2 separate regions of the Homo sapiens genome follow, and region 2 is linked to region 1. The links are chromatin loops, found by intact Hi-C in ENCODE. Cell type or tissue: endothelial cell of umbilical vein. All regions are shown on one strand. Each heading gives the region's core, and the rest is flanking DNA. Links, peaks and the distances in the headings are about the cores only.

Region 1 (17,137 bases), core at 4,410-12,409:
GCGCGCCCCGCGGCTGCCCAGGCCGATCCCTGGCGCGCTGCCCACCGCGGAGGGCGCCCCCAGTAGCGCGCCCCGGGCCGCGCACCTTGAGCGCCTTCCACACCCGGGAAACAGCCGGGCACCCGTGGCCCTGCCCGCGCTGGCCGGGTGCCAGCCTCGCCCTGGCGGCAGAAGGAGCGCGGCCGGTGCCCGTGACGCACTTTGGAGCCAGCGCCGCGCGTGCAGCTGGGGCGCCCCCGGGGCGGGGCCGATCGGGGGCCGCAGGAAGGTGGGGTCCTGGAGGCGTGGGATCGCACCGCTGCCATCCCCGCCACCCGCCGCGCGCCACGTGCAGTCACCCGGCACATACAGTTATCGCCATTCCACAGAAGAGGAGACTGAGCCCCGGCGCCGTGCCCAAGCTCTCGCAGCCAGGACGGCGACGAGCTGGAGGTCTCAAAACCGGTCAGATGGCTCCGGAGCCGGGATCTTTAGCTCCAGCTCGGCTTCCTTTGGGTGCTGGTTGTCCGCAGCGCTGGGGGATCTGACACTGCACCGGCGCAAACAGCCGCCGAGCGCTAATAATTGGGCTTTGTTTTAAAGTGGGCCACAGCATCTTTCTGAACCTCTAGACTGTGCGCGGGGTGACCCACGTTCGGACGCCCAGCCAGTGGCCTAGGAGTGGCCTGCGTAGCCCCAACTCAAGGGTATCGAGGACAAGTGCGCGAGGGGCTCCGTGGCTGCTTGCCGGGTGCGGGTACCTGGCGCCCAGCGACCCAAACCCTATGGATCGCGCGGGGCCGGCGGAAGGGAGGAGGGCGGGCGCTAGGCACACAGTGTTCCCGAACCCGGCGGGAGGGCCTGCCAAGTTCGCGGCGGGCGTGACGCGGAAACGTAGATAATGAGGCCCAGGGCGGGGCCGGACGCACTGCCCCGCGGGCTCCAGAGCTGCGAACGCCCCAGAGTGTGCAGGGAGGCCTGCAGAAAGAAAATGCGGCTGAGGGTCCCCGTGGGACCCACTCAGAGGTGGGCCGTAAAGATCCCGGAAGGGTGGATGGCATTAGATACCACCTAGTACTCCAGCAAGGGCTGGGTCACCGAATTGGGATCTCGGCCTCTTCTTCCAGTCTGGGGAAAAGTGTGTTAAATGCTAAACATCAGTGTTTATCGAGTGAGGCCCAGCCTGTCTGGCATAATGATTTTTAAAATCTACATTCAAATATTAAATAAAAACTCAACCTCCCCAATAACATTTGAACATAAATATTAGTGTGCGCTCTCTAGGTTAGGGAAACTGAAGCTGGGAGTGTGGGTAAGGATGCCCAGCACTTAGGAGCCACAGGGTAAGTAATGTTTGTCCAAAACTCGGGTCCCTCCTGTACTTTCCATTCTGTCTGTTCATTCATCCAGTTTAGATATGAATTGGTACCAACGTGTGCCAGGTTCTGCGCTAGTGACTGACAGTGTTGGCACAGGGAGGCAGCCATGCTCCCGAGTCCTGGGAGTGGGCAGCACTGCCCTGTGGGTCTGCACTGGCTTCCAAATGTCTAAGTGGGCACTGTTACTCACTGTGACAGCATCCCCAGGCTTTCTTACCTGGTAAAGCAGAAACTCAAACATACTTACACACCAATATTCATTGCAGCATTATTTATGATGGCCAAAAGATGGAAGCAACTCCAGTGGATGAATGCATACAGTTACTATTACAGCAGGGAAGACAGACATTGGAAAATAATGCCCCGTGAACGGACAGTCACGAAAGACAGGAACCATGGGAGCAGAAGCGAGGAATGAAGGAGCTGAGCCCGAGGGAGGAAGGGAGATATTCAGGAGCATTTTAAGGCAAGATGGATGAGAAAGCTAGAGGATGAATTGGCCAAGCAAAAACTAGCAAAACCCGGGTGTTGCGGGAGGATGAACATTTTAGAAAAAGGGACCAGCATGTTGAAATCCAAAAGGAGCATGGCTGTCTTGAAGGATGGGGAAAAGTCTAGACAGCTGGAGCAGAGCAAAGGGAAGAGCCAGGGGACTTGGAGGTAGGCAGGCCAGAGCTCAGGGCCCTGGAGACTTTGGTGAGAATTTCCGTCTTTTATCTTAAGCCAGCAAAGAACTGTAAGTACAAAAGTGATGTGATTGGATGTGTGTTGGTAAAAAGTCCTTCTCGGCTGCTGAGTGCAAATGGACTGGAGGAGTCAAAAGCAGGCCCTGGAAGTATGTGTGCCAAATAACTAAAAGCAGAGACAGACTCAAACAGATACTTATGCACCAATATTCCTTGCAGCATTATTTAGAAGAGCTGACAGATGGAAGAACCTCAGTGGATGAATGGATAAACAATATATGGCATGTGGCCGGCTGCAGTGGCTGGTGCCTGTAATCCCAGCACTTTGGGAGGCCGAGGTGGGTGGATCACCTGAGGTCAGGAGTTCAAGACCAGCCTGACCCACACGGTGAAACCCCATCTCTACTAAAAATACAATATTAGCCAGGTATGGCGGCACACGCTTGTAGTCCCACCTACTCGGGAGGCTGAGGCAGGAGTATTGCTTGAACCCGGGAGGCAGAGGCTGCAGTGAGCCAAGGTTGCACCACTGCACTCCAGCCTGGGCAAGACAGAGCGAGACTCCGTCTCAAAAAAGAAAAGTGGGTCTGGGGAGATGGCCGTGGTGAGGGAGAGAGTGCAGTCAGGGGTTTATGGCTGTGCTTGGGCTGATGTGCTCGCTGTACACCCAGAAAGAAGAGGAGAAGCGGCCACAATGGAAGGATGTTTAGAAGGCAGATGGACAGCACAATGCGACCGGGCAGTCGTGGGCTATGAGAGGGTCTGAAGGACGTCTCCCTGGCTTCCCTCTGTTTTGTCCCTTAGCCCCTCACTGTTAAATCAGAAGATTTTGGTCCTAATCTGATCTCTTTAAGAATTTTGGAATCTTGCGAGAAAACTGAATTGCTCAGTTATCTTTCTCTCTGGACCCCACACTTTTCTAAGAGCTTTGTAGGTCAAATACCTTAACTCTGAGGCACTATAACAACTCATAGGACGGAAAAGTGGGAAAAGGAATATATGTTTCAAAGAGGGATGAACAGTGTAAAATCAATCTGGGGTCTGGAGAGAAATAATCTTTTCCACCGAGGCAGTTTTCCTTAAATGCTTTCTACTATGATGGAATTTGAATAATAAAAACAGTCATAGCCACTTGGTATTTCAACACAGTTATGGGAGCTGGAATTAAAGTGAATGATGACTGGTGTGCCAAATAATAAAGTGTTTCCAAAATATTAATACTCACAACAACCCTTTGAGATAGGTACTAACTAGGCTAACTACGTCATTTACTTGCCCAGTGCAAAACGAAAATGTGGGGCCCCTCGTTCAAGGATTATTAAGAATTCCAGGATGATAATAGCAGAGCATTAAACCAAGCATAGTTTAATGCTTTGAACACAGGGCCCTGAGTGATTGCTCAGGTCATATGAAGCTGGCCCAGGTACAACAGGAATCTTCATTTCTCAGATGGGGAGACTGAGGGCACAGAGTCATACTGACCGTCCGAACCAAGACTTGAAGCCCTCTTATACTGCAAAGGCACAGCAATTAGGTGGAGGTAAAATAAAGGGTTCTTTTCTAAGTGATGGCACCATTGGGCAATCTTGTTCCTTCTTGTACTAGTTTGAAAAGTGCCTCTGTAGTCACAGCATTCAGTCCATGTGTGCAAGAGGCAACCTTTACAGGACATTGTAAATTACACGTCTTACTTTCTGTCTCTTTGTTTTCTTTTAAAGCAATTCCTGCACCTTCTTTTCAGCTCCATGTTACATCTCTATTTTCCTTCTTCCTTGAGATCCTAGCTACTTGTCTCTCACCCTCTGCCATATCCAAGCCTATTTATTTTTTCTTTAGGTGGAGTCTTGCTCTGTTGCCCAAGCTGGAGTGCAGTGGCACGATCTTGGCTCACTGATATCTCCGCCTCCTGGGTTCAAGTGATTCTCCTGACTTAGCCTCCCAAGTAGCTGGGATGACAGGTGTGCACCACCACACCCAGCAAATTTTTTTTCTTCTTCTTCTTTTTCTTTTGTATTTTTAGTAGCGACAGGGTTTCACCTTGTTGGCTGGGCCGGTCTTGAACTCCTGACCTCAGGTGATCCACCCACCTCGGCCTCCCATAGTGCCGTGATTACAGGCTTGAGCCACCAGGCCCAGCCACCAAGCCTATTATGGGAGATGTTTATGTGCTTCACACTCAGACTGCAACCCTGAGCCATGTCCTCTCACCTGGGCCATTGAGGTAAGGTTTTTGGCTTCCAACAAATGGGCTGTAGCCCTTCTGAGAAGACATAAGCTGCCATTTGGAAACCTCAAAGAAACCAACCTTTCAGCTCAGGAGAGAGAGGCCCAATGTCGTCTGGAGCTTAAAAGGCTTTTTTTTAGAAAGCAACAAATGGTAGTTTGTTTCTAGAGCTGGCACCACAGAGCCGCATCAATAGCAAGGAGCCTGCTTGGTCAGAACTGCAAAAGCCACAGTGCACTAGAAAAGTTGTGTGGGAAGGTGTGGCCCCAAAGCCTGCAGAAGGAGGTTTTTGTTTTGTTTTGTTTTTTGAGATGGAGTCTCGCTCTGTCACCCAGGCTGGAGTGCAGTGGTGCGATCTCGGCTCACTGCAACCTCCACCTTCTGGGTTCAAGTGATTCTCTTGCCTCAGCCTCCTTAGTAGCTGGGGTTACAGGCATGTGCCACCATGCCCAGCTAATTTTTATATTTTTAGTAGAGATACGGTTTCACCATGTTGGTCAGGCTGGTCTCTAACTCCTGACCTCCTGATCTGCCCGCCTCGGCCTCCCAAAGTCTGGGATTACAGGCATGAGCTACTGTGCCCGGCCAGAAGGAGGTCTTTAAGAATATGTGCACAGCAGTCAACTGATGTCTGTACTGACAGCCCATCCGAGGTCAAAGGCATCTCATCCAATAGTGTCAACCTATATTCAAATAGCCACTCAGGAGACCTCAGGTCAAGTCCCAGCTCTGCCACTGAGACAGAGGAACCCACAGAGGCACTTGACTCGCCTGTCTCTCACTTTTTCACATTTGCAAAATGAAAAAAATGAATGCTAAAATCCATTTTGACTCTAAAAACCCATAACCTATTTAAAATAGATGTAGGATTTCAAAAAAATCAGGCTAAATCTATACTGATTCTTTTCATTCCTGAGTGTTTTCTTAATTATGTATTCTCACCTTTTGCATATGCTATCAGTTTATATGTGAATCATTGTCTTTGTAAAAGAAGAATGCAGCACGTGCAAACTCTTGGAAGTTTTTGAAGCGTTGTGAAGGACTGAATTCAGATCCATGGGAAATTTTCAAGGCCGAGTGCAGTGGGTATCAGGCCTGTAATCCCAGCACTTTTAGGCCAAGGCGGGAGGATCACTTGAGGTCAGGAGTTCAAGACCAGACTGGCCGACATTGGGAAACCCCATCTGTACAAAAAAATACAAAAATTAAAATTAGCCAGGCATAGTTGCATGCACCTGTAGTTCCAGCTACTTGGGAGGCTGAGGAAGGAGAATCGCTTGAACCTGGGAGGTGGAGATTGCAGTGAGCTGAGATCGTGTCATTGTACTCCAGCCTGGGTGACAGGGCAAGACTCAGTCTCCAAAAAAAAAAAAAGGGAATTTTTCAGTGTGGGAATTCCCAAGTGTTCTAAGTGGCACACTCAGTTTCTGGGGGACACCATGGATTTCATCCTGGAGAAAGCAGGTGCCTTTTTCCCCATCGAGGGAGGCAGGAAGGTGCTGCTTTCAACAGAAGGCCTGAGGTGCCAGTGATCTGCTGCCTTCAGCAAATGCTACAGGGAGCCGGGCCAGCCTGGGCTGTAGCTGGGAACAAAGGGCAGAAACCCCTACTCCCTCTCTCCACCCTCCTTACTGCTCTTCCCTTCCTTCCGGGCACCAGGCACTCTTCCAACCTAGTGCTCTGCCATCATTAAGGAAAGTGTGCTAAAGGAAGGAAACTCCCTAGAACGTTGGAAAGCAGCAGCTCTGGTTCTGCTAAACCAAGCTTGCCTGGTCACGCTTTAGGGCAGTCGTTATTGGTGTGGGCTCTGTGGTCAGAGCTCAAAGATGCAAATCCCATCTCTGCCATGACTGGTACTTGTGTTGTGGATTGTGGTGGAGTTTAGAGCCTGAAGAGCCAGTCGGGACCAGGTGTGGTGGCTCATGCCTGTAATCCCAGCACTTTGGGAGGTCGAGGCAGGTGGATCACCTGAGGTCAGGAGTTTGAGACCAGCCTGGCTAACATGGTGAAACTCTGTCTCTAATAAAAACACAAAAATCAGCTGGGCATGGTGGTGCGTGCCTGTAGTCCCACCTACTCGGGAGGCTGAGGCAGGAGAATTGCTTGAACCTACGAGGCGGAAGTTGCAGTGAGCCAAGACCATGCCATTGCACTCCAGTCTGGGCAACAGAGGGAGGCTTCATCTCAAAAAAAAAAAAAAAAAAAAAAAAAAAAAAAAAAAAGGAGCCAGTCAGAGTAGAAGCTTCACACATGGGCACATGGGTAGCCATGACAATAAATATAATCATTTTATGGACTTTGCATATTATTTTTTATTGGGTATAAGATAGTGTTTGGTTTTAATTTATTTTTTAAATTTTGTTTTTTTGTTTTTGAGACAGTCTCACTCACTCTGTCGCCCAGGCTCGAGTACAGTGGCACAATCACAGCTCACTGCTGTCTCAGCCTTCCGGGCTCAAGCGATCCTCCTGCCTCAGCCTCCTGAGTGGCTGGGACCACAGGCGTACACCACCACACCTGGCTAATATTTTAAAAAAATGTTTAGTAGAGATGAGATCTCGCTATGTTGCCCAGGCTGATCTCAAACTCCTGAGCTCAAGTGATCCACCTGCCTTGGCCTCCCAAAGTGCTGGGATTACAGGTGTGAGCCACCGTGTTTGGTTTTAATTTGAACTCTTAGGTGGAAACAGTTTCCACCTTGTTCCTTTGAGTGACAGCAGCCCTGATCTTCTAGTGCAGGGGTCTCCAGCCTTGGGCCACCATACTGGTGAGAGAAGTGAGAGAAGCTTCATCTGTATTTACAGCCACTCCCCATGGCTCACATTACTGCCTGGCCTCTGCCTCCTTGACTGGAGTGAAGGAGTGACATGGGAATGTGAACCCTATTTGTGAACCGCACATGTGAGGGATCTAGGTTGCATGCTCCTTACAAGAATCTAATGCCTGATGACCTGTCACTGTCTCCCATCACCCCCAGATGGGACCATCTAGTTGCAGGAAAACAAGCTCAGGGCTCCCACTAATTCTACATTATAGTTAGTTGTGTAATTATTTCATTATATGTTACAATGTAATAATAACAGAAATAAAGTGCACAATAAATGTAATGCACTCGAATCATCCCCAAACCATCCCCCCAACCCCCATCTTTGGAAAAATTGTCTTACACAAAACTGGTCCCCATGTTCGGCACAGTGGCTCATGCCTGTAATTCCGGCACTTTGGGAGGCCGAGGCAGATGGATCACCTGAGACTAGGAGTTCAAGACCAGCCTAGGCAACGTTGTGAAAACTGAAAATACAAAATTAGCTGGGTGTGGTGGCAGGCACCTGTAGTCCTAGCTACTTGGGCTGAGGAAGGAGAATCGCTTGGACCCAGGAAGCAGAGGTTGCAGTGAGCCAAGATCACGCCACTGCACTCCAGCCTGGATGACAGAACAAAACTCCATCTCCAAAAAAAAAAAAAAAAAAAAAAAAAAGAGAATGAAAGAAACTGGTCACTGGAGCCAAAAAGGGTGGGGACCGCTGCTCTAGTGGGATACTGGAATGGCTTTTCCACCAGAACTTTTTTCTTCTTCCTGTGAACTGGCTGGGACACTCTCCTCAACCCTGGTTTTTGAATACCCTCTTCCCTCCCCACCTCTGGCCCACTCTGTTGGCCTCCTTAGGCCAGGCTCACTCCCTCATCCTTTTCCTCTGCTCAGCAGCATCCCTGTCCCTGAGCCCTCTGTGACACACCTGAGTTTTGGAGGCCTGGCTTTCTTCTGAAATGCCAGCCAAATCTGATTTGAGCTTTTCAAGTCCTCAAGGACCTGATATCACACACACACACACACACACACACACACATCCAAAAAGAAAAAATCATTTTTCTTTTAAAAATATTTTATAGTGGTAAAATATAGATATTTTTATATATGCATATATAAATATACATAAGTATATATGTATATATAAATACACAAATTTATATATAAATATTTTTATTGTGGTAAAATATACATAACATAAAATTTATCATTTTAACCTTTTTTTTTTTTTTGAGACAGAGTTTCACTTTGTAGCCCAGGCTGGAGTGCAGTGGCATGATCTGGGCTCACTGCACCCTCCACCTCCTGGGTTCAAGTGATTTTCCTGCCTCATCCTCCTGGGTAGCTGGGACTACAGGTGCTGCCACCATGCCTAGCTGATTTTTGTATTCTTAGTAGAGACAGGGTTTTACCATGTTGGCCAGGCTCGTCTCGAACTACTGACCTCAAGAGATCTGCCCGCCTCAGCCTCCCAAAGTGCTGGGATTACAGGTGTGAGGCACTGTGCCTGGCCCATTTTAACCATTTCTAAGTGTACAGTTCAGTGATATTAAGTACATTCACATTCTTGTGCAGCCATCACCACCCCGTATCCACAGAACTCTTTTTATTTTGCTAAACTGAAACTCTGTACCCATTAAACACCAACTCCCCATCCCCACCTCTCCCCAGCCCTGGCAGCCACCATTCTACTTCTGTCTTTATGGATTTGACTTCTCTGGGTACCTCCTATCAGCAGAATCATACAGGATTAATTGGCTTATTTCACTTAGCATAATGACCTCAGGGTGCATCCCTGTTGTTGTAGCATGTGTCAGAATATCCTTCCTTCCTGAGGTTGAATGATATCTTGTTGTATGTAGGTACCACATTAGCTTTTCTAGTGACTTTGTCTCTCCTAGAAGGAAGAAAAGAGAGGGGTAGTCACGGATATGCCCAGTCTGTTTCCCCTTGATCGGCAGCAGTTTTAAAAAAACAAGCAAAACAAAAACCTCAGCAAAAGTCTCAGAAGGGTGAGGGAGAGGTGGGGGAGGCTGAGGACTGTTGCACAGGCAGCTGGCTGGGGAAGGAGAAGGCTGGAGCTTCAGGCAGTTGTGGGTCCTGCACACCCAACCCCCGAATGCCACTAGGACTGTCAATGGCGCCCTCTGTAGGTGGGAATCTTAATTTATGTTTTAGGAGTGATGAGTGTGGTCCATGAATTTCAAAAATGTATTTTTATTATGGTGAAATATACGTAACATGAACTTTACCATATTAGCCATCTTAACTGTAAAGTTCAGTAACATTAAGTACGTTCACATTGTTGTGCAGTCATCATCAACTTCCATCTCCAGATCTCTTCATCTTCCAATATTGAGTCACTGCATCCATTTAAACACTAACTCTCCATTCCCCTCTCTCCTAGCCCCTGACAACCACCATTTCACTTTCTTGTTTGTTTTTTCTTTTTTTTTTAAGACAGAGTTTTGTTCTTGTTGCCCAGGCTGGAGTGCAATGGCGTGATCTCGGCTCACCACAACCTCCGCCTCCGAGGTTCAAGCGATTCTCCTGCTTCAGCCTCCCGAGCAGCTGGGATTACACGCATGAGCCACCATGCCCGGCTTATTTTGTATTTTTAGTAGAGACGGGGTTTTTCCACGTTGGTCAGGCTGGTCTCAAACACCCGACCTGAGGTGATCTACCCGCCTCAGCCTCCCAAAGTGCTGGGATTACAGGCATGAGCCACCGTGCCCGGCCTTCACTTTCTGTCTCTATGAATTTGACTACCGTGGGTACCTCATATAAGTGGAATTATACAGTATTTGTCCTTTTGTGCCTAGCTTATTTCACTTAGCATAATGTTTTCAAGGTTGTGAGAATTTTATCCCTTTTTAAGACTGAAAAATACTCCATGGTACGTATATACCACATTTTGTGTATCCATTCATCCATTGATGGACACGGATGGCTTCCACCTTTTGGCTATTGTGAGTAATGCTGCTATGAACATGGGTGTACAAAAAATTTACAAGTTTTAAATTTTCATTCTCAAGGGAAAGCTTAAGGCTGCCAAAAAAAAAAAAAAAAAAAAAAAAAAGAATCAAAGTCCGCAAAGGGAATTTAGAATTAATAAAAGTGAGCTCTGATCAAAGGTATAGACCAGAAGTTCTCAATCTTTCTCAGTTCATGGCACCTTTAGTGTCTCAATAATTTTTCAAGTGCTCCAGGACAAAACCCAAACCTAAACTGTTAAGTTTATTAAATAGCTATGTCCAAACAACATAAGTATTTGTGTTCTAATAATAAAGAAGCAGTTTACATATATACGTAAATACATATGATGGAAATAAAAATGTTTTCTTTTATTCTTTCTTTTTTCTTTTTTAAACAGAGTCTCCCTCTGTCTCCCAGGCTAGAGTGCAATGGTGTGATCCCTGCAACCCCCGCCTCCTGGGTTCAAGCGATTCTCCTGCCTCAGCATCCCGAGTAGCTGGGACTACAGGCGCTTGCCACCACTCCCAGCTAACTTTCGTATTTTTAGTAGAGATGGGCTTTCACCATGTTGGCCAGGCTGACTGTCCTCACCTCAGATTATCCGCCCGCCTTGGCCTCCCAAAGTGCTGGGATTAGAGGCATGAGCCACCATGGCCAGTCCTCCTTTATTCTTAAATAAGCACAGATAATTTCGAATGGGGTGTGTGTGCCCGTTGGACATGTCACTATTTCTTCAACCTTGAAATCAGATTGGATACCACACTATCATTTCTTGACCCGTGTTGATTTCAGCTTGGTGCTTGCTCTTTTTTTTTTTTTTTTTTTTTTTTTTTAGAGAGAGGTTCTTCCTCTGTTCCCCAGACCAGAGTACAGTGTCTCGATAAGCTCACTACAACCTCGAACTCATGGGCTCAAGTGATCCTCCTGCCTCTGCCTCCAAAGTAGCTAGGACTACAGGCAGGCACCGCCACACTTGGCTGATGCTTTTCATCATGGTAAGCCCCGGAAACCCAGCGTTGCAAAGCTGTGAACTCATCTCTTCATCTCTTCTTCCAAAGTAGCACAATCTTTTTTTTTTTTTTTGAGATGGCGTCTCACTCTGTTGCCAGGCTGGAGTGCAATGGCACGATCTCAGCTCACTGCAACCTCTGCCTCCCAGGTTCAAGCAATTCTCCCTGCCTCGGCCTCCTGAGTAGCTGGGATTACAGGTGCCTGCCACCACGCCTGGCTAATTTTTGTGTTTTTTTGGTAGAGATGGGGTTTCACAATGTTGGCCAGGCTGGTCTTGAATTCCTGACCTCAGGTGATCTGCTAGCCTCAGCCTCCCAAAGTGCTGCGATTATAGGCGTGTGCCACTGCACCCAGCTGGAAACTAGCACAATCTAATGTTGAATCTATGAACTACCTTGAGCCAGTAGTTTGCCTGGTAATGAACAGATGTCAAGAATTGATGGATTTCCCTCAACTTTTGAAAACATTCCAAGGCAATGTGGTGCTTTGGGCACTTTGGTGCCCAGTTTGGGAATGGCAAATCCAGACAATTCAAATGCTACGGAGACTTTACCTTGTCCAACCAGGCTCTGCATGAGCCACTCCAACTGGCCTCACTTTTACCATGATCGCCCTCCCTCCATTTCAGACACACTGGCCTTTTTGCTGTCCCACCTCAGTGCTTTTGCATTGGCTATAGCTTCTGCTTAGAGGGCTCTTTCTTACCTATCGGTTGCCTTGGCTTTTCTCCGTGTGTTAGGCTGTTCTTGCATTGCTCTAAAAGAATACCAGAGGGTGGGTTATTTATAAGAAAAGAAGTTTAATTGGCTCCTGGTTCTACAGGCTGTACAGGAAGCATAGTGCCAGTATCTGCTTCTAGGGAGGCTGCAGGGAGCTTTTACTCATGGCCAAAGGCAAAGAGGGACAAGACATCTCACCTGGTGGAAGCAGGAACAAGAGCTGGGGTGTGGGAGGTGCCACACACTTTTAAATGACCAGATTTCACGAGCAATCACTCACTATCTCAAAGACTGCACCAAGCCATGAGGGATCTACCCTGATGACCCAAACACCCACCATCAGGCCCCACCTCCAGCATTGGGGATTACAATTCAATATGAGATCTGGGTGGCACAAATATTCAAGCTCGATCACTCCCTAACTCATTCAGGGGTCTGCCATTCCCTGCCCATCCCAGTCACTCTTACCCACTTTATTCATCTTCATCTTCAGAGTATTCTTGGTGATCTGCCTGCCATTCTTTCCATCTTCCTGCAACTTAAGGGGCAATCTGCCTAAAATAAACCTCTCTGAAAATACGATTATGTTTGCAATTAGCAGTCCAGGGTGACTTCAATAGTGACAAAGGAAAATTACAGTATAGATGTCATTTAAATGTTAACACATTTAAATAGTAATGAACAGTAAAGACCAAAGAATGTAAATAAAATGAGGCTAATGCAGAAAATTTTCACAATTTAAACTAGCAAGCCAGGAGTACTCTGAGAGGAGATGTTAAATGAAGAGATAATGACAGTATCATGACACTGGCAGTCAGCTACCCCTGGAGATCTGTGGTTCCAAATTGCTCCCCAACAGGGGAAGAAATGTCCCAACCTCCCAATGAGAACTGCAAAGTCAAATTGCAAAGGGGCATGAATTCCAGGGTGGGAGGAATTTGTGACCATATTTTGTAATCTACCACACCACCCTTCTCCCACTGATTTTGGTGTTGTCTTGATCACATATCACATTTCTATAATGGTCTCCAGGTTCATCTATGTTGTCAAAAATATCAAGATTTCCTTCTTTTTTTTAAGGCTGAATAATATTTCATTGTATACTAAATACCGCATTTTTTTTTAACCCATTGATTTGTCGATAGGCATTTAGGTTGCTTCTGTAAATTGGCGATTATGAATAATGCTGCAATGAACAGGGAGTGCAAATATCCCTTCAATAACCTTATTTCAATTATTCTGGGTGTCTGCTGAGTGAAAGAAGCCAGTTACAGAAGGACAGGACTCATAAGCAGTACCTAAAATAGTCAAACTCATAGAAGCAGAGAATAGAATGGTGGTTACCAGGAGCCAGGAGGTAATTCATCAAATCATATACAGTAAATATGTGCCATTAGACTGCATATCAGTTATACCTTAATAAAGCTGTTTCAAAATTAAAAATAAAAAGTTCCTATCTATGCATAGGTCTTTGTTTTAACTACACTTTTCTCTTTCTTTTTTTCTTTCTTTCTTTTCTTCTTTCCTTCCTTCCTTCTTTCTTTTTTTTGAGACAGGGTCTCACTTTGTTGCCCAGGCTGGAGTGCAGTGGCACGATCTTGGCTCACTGCAACCTCCACCTCCTGGGTTCAAGTGATCCTCCTGTCTCAGTCTCCCCAGTAGTTGGGGTTACAGGCATGTACCACCACGCCCAGGTACTTTTTGTACTTTTAGTAGAGACGAGGTTTCACCATGTTGGCTGAGCTGGTCTCGAACTCCTGACCTCAAGTGATCCATCCACCTCAGCCTCCCAAAGTGCTGGGATTACAGGTGTGAGCCACTGTGCCTGGCCTTGACTACACTTTTTATTTTGAAATGATTCTAGATTTGCAGAACATTTGAAAAAAATTCCATACACTCTCAGCCAGTTTCATCTGATGTTTTACATTTCTCACGGTTGTAGGGTACATTTGCTAACTAAGCAACCAGCATTGGGACGTTACTATTAACTAAACGCCAGACTTTATTTTATTTGCGCTGTACTAGTTTTTCCCCTTCTGGCCTTTTTCTGCTCCAGGGTCCAGTCCAGGGTACCACAGTGCATTTTATCATTGTGTCTCCCATCACATCTGGTCTGTGGTCGTGTTTCAGTTCTTCATTGCTTTTCATGACCTCGACAGTTTTAAAGGGTACTGCTCATGTACTTTTTAGACTGTCCCTCAATTTAGGTTTCTCTGATGTTTTCCACACAATTGGGCTGGGATTTTGGGTTTCGGGAAGGATATACAGAGGCAAAGCATCTTCATCACATCACTTCAGGGGTACATCACAGTAACATGATTTATACATGACATTAACTTTGATCCCTTGGATAAGGTAGTGTTTGCCATGCTTCTCTATTATAGAGTTATCATTTTTCCCTCGTCATATTCCAGTATTTAAAAGTAGGTCACTAAACCTACACTAGGGAAGTGGGGAGGAGTATTTGAATTAAGCTCCACCTCTGGAAGCAGGAAGTATCTACATGTATTATTTGGATTACTTTTGTAAGGAAGATTTATCTCTTCTCCCCCATTTATTTACTTAGCAATCAATTTATTTTTATTTTATTATTATTATTTCTTTTAGAGATGAGGTCTTGCTAAACTGTTGCCCAGGATGGACCCAAACTCCTGGGCTCCAGTGATCTTCCTGTCTCAGCCTCCCAAGGTGCTAGGATTACAGGCATGAGCCATCATGCCTGGTGATCATCATTTTTTATATCAGTATAGACTTACATATATTTACTTTTTACCCTAGGTTATAATCCAATGCTATATTATTCATTTTGTCACCGAAACTGTTCCATTGGGAGTTCTTTCAAGTTGGTTCCTGTGACTCTTTGACATAGCTCCATTCTTTTGTTTTTGAAGCATTTCTTACTTTCTGGTACTACAAGATACTCCACACTCACCTTATGTGTTCCCTGTCCCAGCCCTAGAATCAGCCATTTCTCTAAGGAGTCCTGGTTCTTTTTATTTTTATATTTTTATTGTGTGTTTTTTTTTCTTTTTTCTTTTCTCTTTTTTTTTTTTTTTTTTTTGAGATGGAGTCTCACTCTGTCACCCAGGCTGGAGTGCAGCGGCACAAACTTGGCTCACTGCAACCTCCGCCTCCCTGGTTCAAGCAATTCTCCTGCCTCAGTGTCCTGAGTAGCGGGGATTACGGGTGCATGACACCACACCCAGCTAATTTTTGTATTTTTGATAGAGATGGGGGTTTTGCCATGTTGGCCAAGCTGGTCTCGAACTTCTGACCTCAGGTGATCCACCTACCTTGGCCTCCCAAGATATTGGGATTGCAGGCATAAACCACCACACCCACCCTGGTTCCTTTTATTTGATAATGGTATTAGAAACCAAGATCTGGGCACTGAGTGTGCTCATTGCTTCTGGGGTGTGACTGCTTCTAGGCCCTACCAGTGAACAGAGCTAGGAAATATATGCTTGTGTACAAACCCAGGTAGAATATGTATTTATACTTATTTCTGTACCAATCCATCTCTACCTGTGTTAAACTAAACATGAGATCATGCTGGTGTTTCCAACTCTAATCCAGTATCACAGGGTCCGTTCTAGCCTTACCCTTTTGCTTATATGTAACTTCCTTTTCCAACAGTGTGAAGCCTGGCTCCCACCATCCTTTATCCATTTACTTATTTTTCAATTCCAGGATATGTAAAAAGAAGTTTCAGATTTGTTAACCTGTACCTCCATTACATAGATCTGTTTGGAGTCTGTATTCCATTCCACCAGGCTATTTGTCTGTTTTTTGTTTGTTTGTTTTGTTTTGTTTTTTGTTTGTTTGTTTTTTGAGACGGAGTTTCGCTCTCGTCGCCCAGGCTGGAGTGCAATGGCACGATGTCAGCTCACTGCAACCTCTGCCTCCCAGGTTCAAGTGATTCTCCTATCTCAGCCTCCCGAGTAGCTGGGATTGCAGACATGCACCACCACGCCCAGCTAATTTTTTTTTTTTAGTAGAGACAGGGTCTCACCATGTTGGCCAGGATGGTCTCAATCTCTTGACCTTGTGATCTGCCCGCCTTGGCCTCCCAAAGTGCTGGGATTACAGGTGTGAGCCACTGCGCCCAGCCTATTTGTCTGTTCTTTTGCCACTGCCATTCTAATTTGACCATTGCAACTTTGAGATACGTCTTCATGCATAAGGTAAGATCCCCTTTAGTCTTGTCAAGCTGACTTAGCTATTCCTGGATTGTTCTTTTTCCATAAGAATATATTATGGTTTTCTGAATTTAATTTTTATTGGAATGGTAATAGTTTACAGCTTAATTTAGGAAAAATTAGCAGTTTTACAATGTGAAGACATTCTTCCGTGAACATAGTATGTATCTTTATTTAACCAAATATTATTTTACAATGTTGTCCTTAAAGATGCTGTGCAGTCTTTTTAGTTTAATTCTGAGAATTTGTAGGGTTTTTTTCTTTCTAAATGGTGCTTTGTTTTCTACCACATATTTATTTATTTTTGTTTTATATTTATTTTATTTTTTGAGACAGGGTCTCCCTCTGTTGCCCTGGCTGGAGTGCAGTGGAGCAATCTGGCTCACTGCAGGCTCGGTCTTCTGGGCTCAAGCAATCCTCACACCTTGGCATCCTGACTAGCTGGGACTACAGATATGCACCACCACACCAGCTACTTAAATTTTTTTTTTTTTTTTGTAGAGACGAGGTCCTACTATGTTGCTCCCGAGCTCAAGTGCTCCTCCCACCTTAGTCTCCCAAAGCGCTAGGATTACAGGCATGAGCCACCACACCCAGCTTCTCCTACATATTTAAATTAGCTATTGCTAATGTAGAGGTAATGCTACCAATTTTGGTAACTGATTTTATGTCTGACAACCTTGCTAAATTCTTATTTAGCTTGCATTTCTATTGAATTTTCCAATTAGATTACAGTTTCATTTCTTATTTCTTTGTCTTGCCTTATTTCACTAGCCACGACCTCTCGTAATAGATAGTAGCATGGTGGACATCCCTGTTTTTCCTATTGTTCCCAGTCATAATTCAAGTTCATATAGTTTTCCCATTGTGCATGATAATTGCTGCAGGTTTTTGGTATATAGTCTTTACCAAGTTAAGGAAAGTCCTTCTATCCCTAGTTTTATGTGAATTTTAAAAATCATAAATAGGTATCTTTTCAAATGTCTTTTTCCATCTATTGAAATAATAACGGATTTTTCTCCTTTAATCCATTATTGTGGTGAGTTATATAAGCAAGATATTCTTTCCTTGTATTTCTTGTGTTTTTTTCAAGTGCTGTTTTGTATTCAGTTAACTAATATTCTATTTACACACATTTATATCCATACTTGAAAT
Region 2 (14,104 bases), core at 1,060-9,059, 160 kb before region 1:
TGCTGTCCAAGTTAGATAACTAGATAACTAGTAATTTAATAACGCTACAGAAACATCGTGTTGTCCACCTTTATAAAAAATTATTCCAAATAACTATGTCATTTGTTTTAATTTGAAGAATACATAGTACAGACAGTTAAGCTAATGATTACACTCATGGAAGCTGACAATTCAGAATGGGCAGTGTGATAATGTAAGATTAATTTTTCAAATATTTTAAAGTTTCTATTAAATATTTAAAAATTATACACCAACTGGGTCTTAAGATGGCCAACTCAATGCTGCTGGGAAGTGTGGCTCCCATGGAGAGAGGCCGAGATTTTGACTAAATCAACATAATTTCAACAGATCTTTGTAAAGAAGATGCTGAATGTGGATGTAGAAAAGATGCAGACCCTGAGGCTGAAGAGGGAGGAAGCTGGAAACTCCGTGCGGGTAACTGAATGCTAAGGCTGCTTCCTGGCCTCCAGCGGTGTCTGAGGAAAGGGTAAGTGAAGGGACTTGGAGACTGGAGACCTCACACGCGCCACGGACATTTGAGCTGGTAGGTGGATGTCTTCAGAGATTAGACAGAGACAGAGCTGCCACAGGCATGGCGCCAGGAACCTTTGTGCTAGGGACAGCTTTGGCGGAGCCTAACCCCACCAAGGGCTGCCTATCTCCCTTTGACAGTCTCTGGCCCTAGCTAACCACTGGGGAGAAAGCAGGGCCACCTTCCCTGTGGGACTGGGGCACATCTGTCTCACAGGCCACCTGCCTGCCAGCCCCTCCCAAGTCTTCTGCCTGGCCACCCTGCAGAAGCCTGTATACAGCATAGCTCCACTGCCCAGCCTGGGTGCTTTGTGCCACCTAAGTGCATTCTGGAAGCCTGGGAGCCCTTCAGATCCTATAGTGCACCTGGGACCCAGTCCCAAGGGTCTGGAGAAGGGAGCTGCAAGCAGGTCCTGGCACCCCAGGGTCCTGGCCCATGGCTCAGGATTACCTAGCCAGGATCTGTGCTCTGCACTCAAGTTGGGGAGGACCCCACACTCCCAGAAAACTGAGAAGGGTGAATTGCACTGGTTCACAAGTTGGCCTAGAACCTAGATGTGCCTCCCCTCCACAGGGCAGGTCCAGTAAAGATGTGGCCTATTTCCCTACTGGACCTCTGTCCAAGGGAGCCCCGAGGCTGAAACATCAAATTTAAATAAATAAATAAATAAATAAATAAATAAATAAATAAATAAATAATTGGAATTGCTGGCAAAGTGCCAGCGATCAGAGATGGCTCCCCCAGTCCCCAGGAGTGGACCTGGTGAGGGGGTCACCTCTCTCCCCCTTGTACCACAGAGCATAGCTGCAAATCCAAGGATACACAAAGGAGCCATGCTGCCAAGTAAGAGCCCGTCTTCCATCCATTGCTCTCAAGCACTATCTACCAGATCGCAGCCCAAACTACAACAACAACAAAAAAGTCACTCTGCCACTTCTCCCTGCTGATAAACCAAGGGCAAGAATTCAACCACAAAGACCCTTACAGAGCCTTAGCCCTCTGAAAACTTCCGGATACAAAGCCAACTGACTATGCTAGATTACCATCACAGTTAAAGGAACCCAGCCTTCTCAGATGGGAAAAAAATCAGAATAAGAACTCTGGCAATTCAGAAAGCCAGTGTCCCCTCACCTCCAAACAGGCCCACTAGGTTCCCAGCAATGGTTAATCAGTCTGAAATGTCTGAAATGGCAGACATAGAATTCAGAATCTGGATGGCTAGGAAGCTTATCAAGACCAAGAGAAAGTTGAAACTCAATCCAAGGATGCAAAGCAATTCAGTAAAATGATTCAAGAGTTGAAAGACTAAGAAGCCGTTTTAAGAAAGACCCAAAATTGAACTTCTTGAACTGAAAAATTCGCTACGAGAATTTCAAACTACAAGCAGAACTATTAACAGCAGAATAGACCAAGCAGAGAAAAGAACCTCAGGGCTTGAAGACAGTTAATTAAGTCAACTCAGTCAGGCAAAAATAAAGAGAAAAAATAAAGAAAAATGAACAAAACCTCTGAGAAATATGCAATTATGCAAAGAAACCAAATCTATGACTCATTGGCATTCTTGAGAAAGAAAAATAATAAGCAACTTGGAAAGTATATTTGAGGACATAGTCCATGAAAATTTCCCTAAACTCATTAGAGAGGTTGACCTGCAAATCCAAGAAATATAGAGGACCCTAGCCAGATACTATACAAGACATCCATCCCCAAGGCACGTGGTCATCAGATTCACTGAAGTGAACACAAAAGAAAACATCTTAAAGGCAGCAAGAAAGATGGGGAATGTAACTTACAAAGGGAACCCATCAGGCTAATAGCAGACCTTTCGGCAGAAACCTTATAAGCCAGAAGAGATTGGGGGCCTATTTTTAGCATCTTGAAGAAAAAAAATTCTAACCAAGAATTTCATATGCTGCCAAACCAAGCTTCTTAAATGAAGATGAAATAAAATCCTTCTCAGAAAAGCAAATTCTGAGGGAGTATATTTAAACTAGACCAGACTTACAAGACATCCCCAGAAGTGGACCTGGTGAGGGAGTCCTCAGATCCTCAGGTCCCCGGTGAGGGGGACCTGGTGAGGGAGTGCTAAACATAGAATTGAAAGAGCCTGCTACCACAAAAGACACTTCAGACCATAGCCCACAAGAACTATAAAGCAACTGCGTAATTAAGTCTACATAACAGCCAGTTAACAACACAATGACAAAATTAAAATCATTCCCATCAATAGTAACCTTGAATATAAATGGGCTTAATGCCCACTTAAAAGTCACAGAGTGGAAAGCCTGATAAAAAGACAAGCCCCAAATGTCAGTTTGCTTCAAGAAATCCATGTCACATATAATAACACCCACAGGCTCAAAGTAAAAGAATGGAGAAAATTCTACCATGCAAACTGAGAGGAAAAAAGAGCAGGAGTCACTATACTTATATCAGATAAAACAGACTTTAAATAAAAAATCAAGAAGGACAATAAAAGGCATTACATAATGATAAAGGGTACAATCCAACAAGAAGCCCTAACTGTTCTAAATATATATGCACCCAACATTGGAGCACCCAGATTCATAAAATAAGTTCTTCTTGGCCAACGAAAAACCTTAGACAAACACAAAATACTAGTGGGAGGCTTGAACATCCTACTGACAGCGTTAGATCATCAGGGCAGAAAGTTAACAATGAAACTCTGGATTTAAACTTGACACTTGACCAACTGGATCTCAGACAGCTACAGGACACTACACCCAACAACCAAAAAATATACATTTTTCTTGTCTGCACACAGAATGTATTCTAAGATCAACCACATGCTTGATCATAAAAAGTCTCAATAAATTCAAAATGATTGAAGTCATACCAAAGCACATTCTTGAATCACAGTACAATAATAGTAGAAATCAATATCAAGATTGCCTCAAACTATACAAATACATGAAATTAACTAACTTACTCTAGCATAACTCCTGGGTCAACATCAAAATTGAGGCAGAAATCAAAAAAATCGTTTGAAATTAATGAAAATAGGGACACAACTTACCAAAATCTCTGGATGCAGCCAAGGCAGTGTTAAGAGGAAAGTTTATAGCCCTAAATGTCTTCATCAAGAAGTTAAAAAAATCTCAAATTAACAATCTATCTTTGGAAAGGAAGAAACTAGGTCAACTAAGGGAAAGGAACTAGGGAGGAGAAAATCCAAAACTAGCAGAAGAAAAACCACTGAAATTAGAGAAGAACTTAATGAAATTGACATGTAAAAATCCATACAAAAGATCAATAAAACCAAGACTTGGTTTTTCAAAAAAATAAAATCGATAGGCCACTAGCCAGTTTAACAAAGAAAAAGAAAGAGAAGATCCAAGAAAGCACAATCAGAAATGAAAAAGGTGGTTTTTTTTTTTATCAGTATCATAACTGGTCCCACAGAAATACAAAAGACCTTCAGAAACTATTATGAATAACTCTAAGCACACAAATTAGAAAATCTAGAGGAAATGGATACTTTCCTGTAAGCACACGATTTTCCAAGATTGAATCAGGAAAAGACTGTTAACGTGAATAGACCAATATCAACTTCTGAAATGGAATCAGTAATGAAAAACCTACCAACCAAAAAAGCCCTGGACCAGTTGGTTTCCCAGCTGAATTCTACCAGACCGAAAGCAATCCAACACAAAACTACATGACTCAGAAAATATTGTATAAATTGTAGTTTATCGTAGAATTGTTTAAGGGCTCAAATCCCTAGAGATTCTAATTCTGTTTCCTCTAATTACCCCTCCTTCCTCACCTGCATTTACAGAGAACACACATTGGGCAAAATATGTGTCTGTCCTACTGGGAAAGTTTATCAACTCTACATCATAGAACTGAGAACAAATGCGGGGAGAGCTAATGTTTTACCAAGATGAACTTAACCAAACAAAGAGATAGAAATAAAATTCAAAGCCAAGAGCCTTACGTATAGATAAAAATGGAGGAATGAGAACATAGCATTTATCCAGGAATCATGAGTTAATCATGTTACCAGGCTTTAGGGCAAGGGGCTGGGTGAACAGTCACTATAATATTACATGCATAGTTCTTTGAAAATGTCAAGGAAAAGGCCGGGCGCAGTGGCTCACACCTGTAATCCCAGCACTTTGGGAGGCCAAGGCAGGCAGATCACGAGGTCAGGAGATCGAGACCATCCTGGCTAACATAGTGAAACCCTGTCTCTACTAAAAATACAAAAAATAAAAAATTAGCCAGGCGTGGTGGCGGGCACCTGTAGTCCCAGCTACTCAGGAGACTGAGGCAGGATAATGGCATGAACCCAGGAGGCAGAGGTTGCAGTGAGGCGAGATCACGCCACTGCACTCCAGCCTGGGTGACAGAGCGAGACTCTGTCTCAAAAAAAAAAAAAAAAAAGAAAATGTCAAGGAAAACTATTTCCCATGGATTTTTAACTGCTTGAATTCAGGGCAAAGAAAACAAGAAAACTTGAGTGTAATATTAACAAAGACCCTTAAAAAAGATGTTATATAAAAAGAAAAATCACAGTCCAGTGAAAAATACATGAAAAATTCTAAATAACATTTTAGCAAACAAAATCTAGTGATTATTAAAAGTGTAACACAAAAAAGGGAGATTTTTCCCAAGAATGTAATAGTAGTCAAACATTTTATCAAGACATTTAAAAATAAGCATAAAAATAGATGTCTGAGTGCTATTTATAAAATTCAAGATCTATTCCTCCCATCCAAATACTAACCAGGCCTGACCCTGCTTAGCTTCATGAGATCAGACAAGATCAGGCGTGTTCAGAGTGGTGCAGCCATATTCAAGAAGAACTAAAAAGTGTAATAAAATAAGAACACAAGACTATCACTGAAAAGAAGTTCACAATTTCATGCACACACATGAAAAAGTTATAGGCCAAAAGCAATATAGACATGAGAGTCTAGGGGAGGTTAACAGCATCCAGTCTGGAGTCCGAGTACTTGAGAGTTATTCTAAGTTTCTCATTTCTCTGTGATCTTGAGCAAGTTATGAAATTCTCTTTGCCTCAATTCTTTATATTGTTAAATCAAGTTTAGACTAAAGCTGCCTTTTAACGTATTTTAAGTTCAGCCTAAAGGCTTCTCTGTACATAGTGAACTTTAACCTAAATGAAGATGTAAACAGACTGAAGCCTACTTTTGTGCCAATCACCAAGTTTTGGCCAATCAAGGGCTAACTGTTCAAACTATGTTCAAATAAGGCAAATGCCTGCCGAGCTGCAACCAATTTGGTTGTTTCTGTACCTCACATCTGTTTTCTGCACGTCACTTTCCTTTTTCTGCCTGTAAGTCTTCTACCACGTGGCTGCGCTAGAGTCTCTGAGCCTACTCTGGCTCAGGAGGCTGTCTGATTCACAAATTGTTCTTTGCTAAATTAAACTCTTAAATTTAATTCAGCCAAAGTTTTTTCATTTAATAGGTGGCATCAGAAGTGAGATCCAAAGTAGATCCTCTGATGACCCCCATGAGTGCTGAGTGACTAAGCAAGGTACCCACTGGACCCACTGAGGACTAAGCTCTGATATTTTTTATCTTGCTCAAATTCCTATCTAAGGGGTCGGATTGGATCTGATAATTAGCTGGCTTGGATCCAGTTATAGGCCTCTTATGTCTGACTGGGACAGAAAGAAACCAGTAGTAAATGGCAATATTGCAGGGGGTGTAAAATTTGGCTTTTGGAAATTCATGGGGATTTTTCTATTCTCCTCTTTGTTTCATTTTTATTGCAGGCTTAGATAGGGAAAAAAATGATTAGCCAAGTTGATTAAGGGAACCTGATCTCCAAAGCCAATATTTCAGGTAAAGATGGAACCTTTAGTTTTGGAAGAACTGAGTACCTTCTGGCTTATACATGCTGTGAACCCCAAATATTTGAGACAGGCCTCCATTAATATAGAAAGTTTATTTTGCCAAGGTTGAGGATGCGCACCTGTGACAGCCTCAGGAGGTCCTGATGACAAGTGCCCAAGGTGGTCAGAGCACAGTTTGGTTTTATACATTTTAGGGAGACATGAGACATCAATCAACATTTGTAAGATGAATATTGGTTAGGTCTGGAAAGCCAGGAGGGGGCTTCCAGGTCATAGGTAGATAAGAAACAAATGGTTGCATTCTTTTGAGTTTCTGATGAACCTCTCCAAAGGAGGCAATCAGATATGCATTCATCTCAGTGAGCTTAGGAGTGACTTTGAATTAGAATGGGAGGCAGGTTTGCCCTAAGCAGTTCCCAGCTTGACTCTTCCCTTTAGCTTAGTGATTTTGGGGCCCCAAGATTTATTTTCCTTTCACGATGCATAAGTATGAGGCCTCAGAAGCAGCAAAGTCTTACAGAAATGGTGAAATCTTACTAAAGATAATTTACCATGGAAGGTTCCAAATAAACAACACTGCACTGAAGAAATGCATTTGAAAATGAGGCCTCCTGAATTAGTCTCATCTAGGGATGCCTATTGATATGCAGAAGCTTCTAAAAAGATTTCAATCTTTTTATTTAAAGATTTTATGAAAGGCAAATAAAAAGCTTAAGAAACTAATTGATAAGAAAAATTAAATCTGCTAATCTTTGCTTAGTTACTATTCCACCCTAAAGGTGGAAAGAAAGCTATCCTAGATAAGGTATTTATAAAAGTTAGGCCGTCAGGTAAAATAGGCTTGCTTCTTGTTCCGACCTATCCATGCGGGAGGCCAGCCATAGAGGATGCTTTTTTGACTCTGTTCCCTAATGGGTTCCACCCTGAACTCAGTAATTTTAACTAAGAAACAGTGGTTACATTAAAAAGGACACCCTATTGAAATAAAATGCACCTTTCTGGAATTTAATTGGCTACCTTGAAACTCTTTTGTAAAGGAAATTTACATCTATAAAGGAAATCTCAATTTGTAGGGATGTCTGCCAATGTACAATAGAAACTCTAACCTTTTTTTAAATTTAAATAATCAGTAATGCCTTTGTTTAAGGTGCTTTTCTGTCTATCTTAAGTGAACTTTTACTTGAGCAGTTTTTTTTTTTCCCTGGGTTTGAGCAAATGATGAATCAATACTTAGGCCGAGAATCTTAGCTCTGTGCTTATGAAATATACATGGTTTTTTTGTTTCACCTAAGGGATTGTGTCAATTTCCCTCTCATAGCAACTGGGAATTGTGGCAAGTTCTCTCTTTAGAAATGCAAATTTGTTGCCTAGTTAACAATTGCTTAGGGAAATGAAACAGGTAATAGAAAGATTGATACACCAAATGGAGAAAAGAAAAAGTATTTAAAAACTGGCAAAAGCTATAGGATCCGCTTCTGTTCGTTTGTATGTCTATATATGTTATGTGTATGTGGTATCTGGTAAATAAAGCTAGTTTTTAATTCGTTCATAAAATAAAAATGGCTTCAAAACTATCAGTTAAATATAATTAGATACTCGCTTGATTTGATTGTGAGCTTATGTCTTTGGTTTAGAGTCTCTGGATTCAGGGGTCTGGATAGGTGGCCAAGATGACATCTGGAGACGCATTCTTGGTGCCTAGACCACCAGCTACAAGCCCAATATGGCCCCTTCTTCCTCTGCTTTCCCTGTTTTGACTCCTGGCTATTGTGGGAGGGGTTGGATTCTCCAAGTATAGCCTTCACAGCTCTGGCTTCTGTTCTGATGGACTCAGAGAGGCCCTGATCTTCATAGTCCTCATGGGTGGCACATGGCTTCTTGGGACCTAGAATGGCTGGGAGGAGACATTAGGGAGGCTGCCTATGTCATAGCCTCAAAATTTTTTTTTTTTTTTTGAGATGGAGTCTCGCTCTGTTGCCCAGGCTGGAGTGCAGTGGTGCGATCTCGGCTCACTGCAAGCTCTGCCTCCTGGGTTCATGCCATTCTCCTGCCTCAGCCTCCTGAGTAGCTGGGACTACAGGCGCCCACCACCACGCCCGGCTAATTTCTTTCTGTATTTTTAGTAGAGACGAGGTTTCACCATGTTAGCCAGGATGGTCTCGATCTCTTGACCTCGTGATCCCCCCGCCTCAGCCTCCCAAAGTGCTGGGATTACAGGTGTGAGCCACTGCGCCCGACTCAAAATTATTTTCTGTAATTTAAAATCCAAGAGTCATGTTATGTTAAATTAAGTAATACAAAAAATCAGAAAATGAGTCATGTTCAAGCTAAAATACTGGAATATTCATTATTAAACATGATTTAAGTCCATATACCTTGACATATTATTTCTATATAGTATAGAAAAGTAAATATATTTAGATCTGATAATAAAAAATAATTTGAAGAACTATATTTCTAAAAAATTATAAAATGGTTTTTATCTACAAATAACTGATACGAAACAATTCAAAATTACTTTCTAGAGTTTTCACTAGAAATGAAGGTTACTAAGAGTTAAAAACTACTGTCAGAGGTGTTTGAACCTGAGCAACTCCATCTTGAATAAGGGCTTGGTAAAATGAGGCTAAGACCTACTGGGCTGCATTCCCAGCAAGTTAAGGCATTCTCAGTCACAGGATGAAAGAGGAGGTTGGCAGAAGATACAGGTCTTAAAGACCTTGCTGATAAAACAGGTTGCAGTAAAGAAGCTGGCTGAGAGCCATGAAAACCAAGATGGTGATGAGAGTGACTTCTGGTCGTCCTCACTGCTATACTCCCACAAGCGCCATGACAGTTTACAAATGCCATGGCAACGTCAGGAAGTTACCCTATATGGTCTAAAAAGGGGAGGCAAGAATAATCTACCTCTTGTTAGCATATCATCATTAACAACCATAAAAATGGGCAACCAACAGCCTCGGGACTACTCTGTCTGTGGCGTAGCCATTCTTTATTCCTTTACTCTCCTAATAAACTTGCTTTCCCTGTACTCCAAAGACTCGCCCTGAATTCTTTCTAGCATGAGATCCAAGAACCCTCTTTTGGGGTCTGGATTGGGACTCCTTTCCTGTAGCATCTTTCTGGTGACCACTGAAGGGACTGCAGTGCAGAAAACCCCCACCCAAAGGCTAACTTTTGGTAAGTGGTGGGGGCCAGTAACATTTTTCTAGTGAACCCTGAGGGGACGATACTGAAGAAACCCCCCGACCCAAAGGAAATAGAGTGCAGCACTGATAGGCCAACTTTGGGTAAGTGGTGGGGTACCCAGGTAAAGGATGGAATTGGGTTAGAGGCCCAACTTAGGGGAGTCAGAGTCTCTCCTAAGACAGAGTGGGTCAGAGGCCGCTCTTGATAAAAGGCAAGGACACCTGACCTACCTTGGGTTAAAGGCCCAACTTAGGAGGGTTAGGGTCCCTTTTAAGATTTAAGGGGTTAGAAGCCCCTTTCAGTAAAGTCCTTTTTGGCTAAGAATGGGTTTGGTATTATGAGACGTTAACTGCTATTCTCTTTGGATTAATCTGCCTTGAACTCTTTGCTGAGGGCTGTGGGTGACAGGATTAGGCACATATAGGATTGTGGGACATGGGGAGCTTTTTCCTCCCTAAAAGGGGAAACTCGAGAGCTGATGATACCACTGGAAAATATCCCTTTTCTACTGACAAGCAGCTGCCTGAACTTTTCAGTGTCACTGCAATGGGTGGGTCTTTCTGTGGTCTCCCTGAGCACCTGGCCTTCCCCACCCTGCCTCAAGCAATGCTTCCTCTCCCTCTCTCTGTCTGTTTCTGTCTCTCTCTCTCTGTGTGTGCAAACTGGTTGAATGAACGGTAAAAATCATTGTTTATCTCCTCCGTAAAAGTTTAGATTAATGGAAAAAAAGGATTTGTGAGGCTAGTCCTAAGCTATAGTGAATCTGGTGTGCTTTGTGTGTCTTTCTGTATTGCTCTGCCATAAAGAGGGGTATCATAGGATGGAACATGGTCTTAGGACACCTGTAAGCCGACTGTTCAAGGTGGCCCAGCAAACTGGTCAGTTATAAATTTTGCTGCAGGTCCCTAAAAACAAAACTGGATGAGATTTCCCTCTTGTCTTGTATGTCTTGGGGAGCCTGACCTTGTAACCATGTAGTGATGCTTTCTCTTTTCACAGTGGCGGCCCAGGTTCAGGGTTCAATTCCTGCCTTAGGGAATGAGTCCTTTATCTAATTTTGTCTGGGTCCTGGGCTCCACACCTGGTACATAATTAAAATCACTTACTAACCAGGTTTTTCACCAAAAATAAAAGTTGCTAAGAGTTAACATTGTATGCACTCCAGCCTGGCGACAGAGCGAGACTGCATCTCAAAAAAAAAAAAAAAAAAAAAAAAAAGAGTTAACATTGTAACATGTAATTGAGACTGCTGAAGAAACAGTTTTACCTTCAAAGTGTGGGAGGGAAGTAGAATGTACTTTTGGTAAAAGATTATAAGAAGGCATGGGAATGTGGATTTCTTGCCTAAGTTTAGAGAGTTAAAGGACTGTTTTAAATTAGGATAAAGCTGAAGGTTTAGGCAAGTTGTTAAAGGTCTGTGAAATCTTAATCTCATAGAAGAAATTATCTGTGTGAACATATTGGCTAAAATTAAAGGGATATTATTCAGTTTTTCGATAAATTGAACATTGGAATAAAAGTACAACAGGTTTTTCTTATAATTATTAATAACATACACTAAGTCATGTCAGAATTATAGGAGTTTCCCATTATTTCAGATCACATACCAATAACATATTTATGCAACTATAGCCCAAAGAAAGCCAAATACCATTTCATATTTGGCAGTGCTCCCTGTATGATTTTTATACCCAATAAGCCAAATTTCACCTTTACATTAATGTACTATTTATGTTAAACCCAAACCTTAATCAAACCTTATAGACAAAGGTATTTAATCTGAATCAGTTTGACCGTATGGTAAGATTTTAATAAACCTTTTATAACCCTTAAAAATTTTGTTAAACAGCAGATTATAAGCAGGTTTTTGCTCTAAGAATTACATAATTGATTTCTGGGACACTGTGCCACACAAATTTTATAGGTTTCTTTTATTTTGTGCCTCAAAAGGCAAGTGTGCATTCCTTCATTTTCCTCAGTAAGAGGATTTCAAGTCTTGCTCCTGGCTGGTCCAGATGAAGCTCAGGTATTTTATAAGGCTCTACACCCTTTTTCTCAGTTATTTTACACATCAAAGACTGTGATTTTCCATTGGCTTCTAGGAGTTGGTAACTAACTAAAACGTGGGCCTCAGAATGTTGTCTTACCGACTATACGGTGCACAAAGAATATTCTTCCCAGCCCAAAGTCAGGAACGAACATTGCTTAATTGTTTCAGTATGTTTGCAGTGTTTCTTTTTCCTTTCAGCTTTATGATGATTACAAATGTAGCATTTGCTACATATCTTTAGAATATACTTGGTTAATGCAGGCATTCTCTTTGAAAGAACCAGTTATTTCTAATCTCAACAAAGCCTATGGTCAGGGAACAATGACCCGAGATCCAAGTATTTTTTGTGCACTGGCTATGGGAGAGGGTAAAAAGAGGTTAACAAGGCACCTTCGTATGTCCAAGAGAGACAAGCTGGCCCAGGCTGAAAATGATGAGGAAAATGAACACCAAGGGTCATCATAAACCAGGCTCAAGGGTATCATAAGCCATGCCTGGTAGCATGTGTGGTCCATCCAGGAAGCTGGGCTCATCAGAGGCAGAATGAGCAGTGTTCAGAACAGGAGGTCTTTGTAAAAACACCTTCTCAAAACGATAGGAAAGAAAGCAATGTGACATCTTCTTGTACTTTGCATAAGAAGTCAGATGAGGGCCGGGAGCGGTGGCTCGCACCTGTAATCCCAGCGCTCTGGGAGGCTGAGGCGGGCAGATCACTTGAGGTCAGGAGTTCGAGACCAGCCTGACCAACATGGTGAAACCCCTTCTCTATTAAAAATACAAAATTAGCGGGGCATAGTGGTGCATGCCTGTAATCCCAGCTACTTGGGGGGCTGAGGTAGGAGAATCGCTTGAAACCGAGAGGCGGAGGTTGCGGTGAACCAAGATCACACCATTGCACTCAAGAGTGAAACTCTGACTCAAAAAAAAAAAAAAAAGTCAGATGAAATCTGTTTCTATTATGGAAAACTGTTGCGGGGCATATGGAAAACTGTTGCGGGGCATGTGGTAGAGACCACCCAGATGAGGCCCTCCAAGACCTTGTTGTCTAGGGTGATTTATTCCCTTTATTTAGAGACCCAGGCAATTAATTCATTTCTTTTTGTGATGATAGGCTTTTGGCTGTTAGACCAGACCAGACGCTGTGTTACTCTATGAGATGAATAATAGTGGAGAACTATATAACTTACCTATTTTACTTTTTACCTTGGCTTCCAGGAAGCATAGAGTGCAATCTGATACTCAATTTCAATGATTACACATAGCCTAGGTTTTTGGTACATCCACCTTTCTCTCATAGATACCTAAATAATTTGACATATGCAATAAACAGGGAGTTCTTTTCTGCCCACATTATGCTTCTTATTGTGCAATTAAATGACCTTTTTTCCCTTAACTGACTGAGTTCTGCTAGCTCATATAACATGCTTTTTCATCGATGATTTCCAGAAGAGAGAAAATACCAAGGACCTTCTTGGACAAGTTTTGTTGAATTACATCTTTCATTCTGTTGCATCATTTGTGAAATTTAAGACACATTTAAATTAAATCTAGTGACCTGTATATAGTGGGAATTCCAGCCTGAGTCTATCTTGGGCTTCAGATCTCTTCAAACTGCCTCATGGATGATCACGTGAGCCCGGGGAGGTCAGGCTGCAGTGAGCTGTGGTTGTACCACTGCACTCTAGCCTGGGTGACAGAGTGAGACCTGTCTCAAAAAACAAAACAAAACAAACCTCCATGGGTTGGTGGGGGTGCTGCTAGATGCTGATTTCCTGGAGGAATTGTAGTTTGGCAGAGAATACCTGGGGTCAAGAGGAAGTGGGAGGATGTCTGTGTCTAAAATTGGTTCTTATTGTAGCCCAGTGGGTTTGTTTTCCAGACTGGAGTTTAAGGGGCTGTTTCAATGAGGGACTTTATGATACACAAAGAGGCAAATAGTGTTGGTGTTTATGGATGAGTGGTACCGGAGGTTGAAGGAGAGGCACTTCCCAAGAATGGATCTCAGTGTAGTCTTGGTTCCTTGAAGACCAAGGACCTTCAATTGAGACACTGTGGACACAGACAGAAAGGCATGAGAAAGAAATCTTTTCAGGGGAAGCAGATGCTGACAGAGAAGGTCTGAGCAGCTATGGTCATGATTGAGGAAAACACTCAAATGACGTCTGGGGTGTTGAGTACATATAAGGGTGGTTGTGAGACAGACCACGGGACTCCAGAAAACCAAGGTGAGGACTTGGAGAGGGGCGGGAGGCTCTGTAGTAGACAGATGCATATGTATGGCTCCTACATCAAGTTAGTTACTTGTTTATTCATTCTTTTTTTTTTTTTTTTTTTTTTTGAGATGAAATCCAGCTCTTGTCCCCCAGGCTGGAGTGCAATGGTGCAATCTCAGCTCACTGCAACCTCTGCCTCCTGGGTTCAAGCGATTCTCCTGCCTCAGCCTCTCGAGTAGCTGGGATTATAGGTGCCTGCCACCATGCCTGGC

Evidence for each region. A loop is a pair of places that touch in the nucleus more often than their neighbours do. Peaks named below come from ENCODE experiments on the same cell type or tissue, not always from the same donor. Only the 100,000 strongest peaks of a DNase experiment are listed, where the experiment ranks them.
Region 2: it touches region 1 in a loop (5-fold over the local background); 95 of 110 quality-filtered maps call a loop at or near these places.

What each region holds. Positions count from the first base shown.
Region 1 is chr21:32,395,406-32,412,542 of GRCh38, reverse strand. It overlaps a transcript of EVA1C not described here. Among named protein-coding and RNA genes, the nearest start is that of EVA1C, 8.7 kb to the left of the region's middle. In endothelial cell of umbilical vein, for the core only: a CTCF peak has its summit at 9,227 (motif pointing left); a DNase peak (open chromatin) is centred at 9,032; H3K27ac peaks cover 426 bases.
Region 2 is chr21:32,554,324-32,568,427 of GRCh38, reverse strand. CFAP298-TCP10L (CFAP298-TCP10L readthrough) reads left to right here. Exons shown (of 12, transcript NR_146639.2): 11 at 349-487; 12 at 1,330-4,936. It also overlaps the pseudogene RNA5SP490. Among named protein-coding and RNA genes, the nearest start is that of TCP10L, 24 kb to the left of the region's middle. RefSeq lists enhancers at 5,516-6,307, 6,308-7,099. In endothelial cell of umbilical vein, for the core only: a CTCF peak has its summit at 5,879; a DNase peak (open chromatin) is centred at 5,877; H3K27ac peaks cover 310 bases.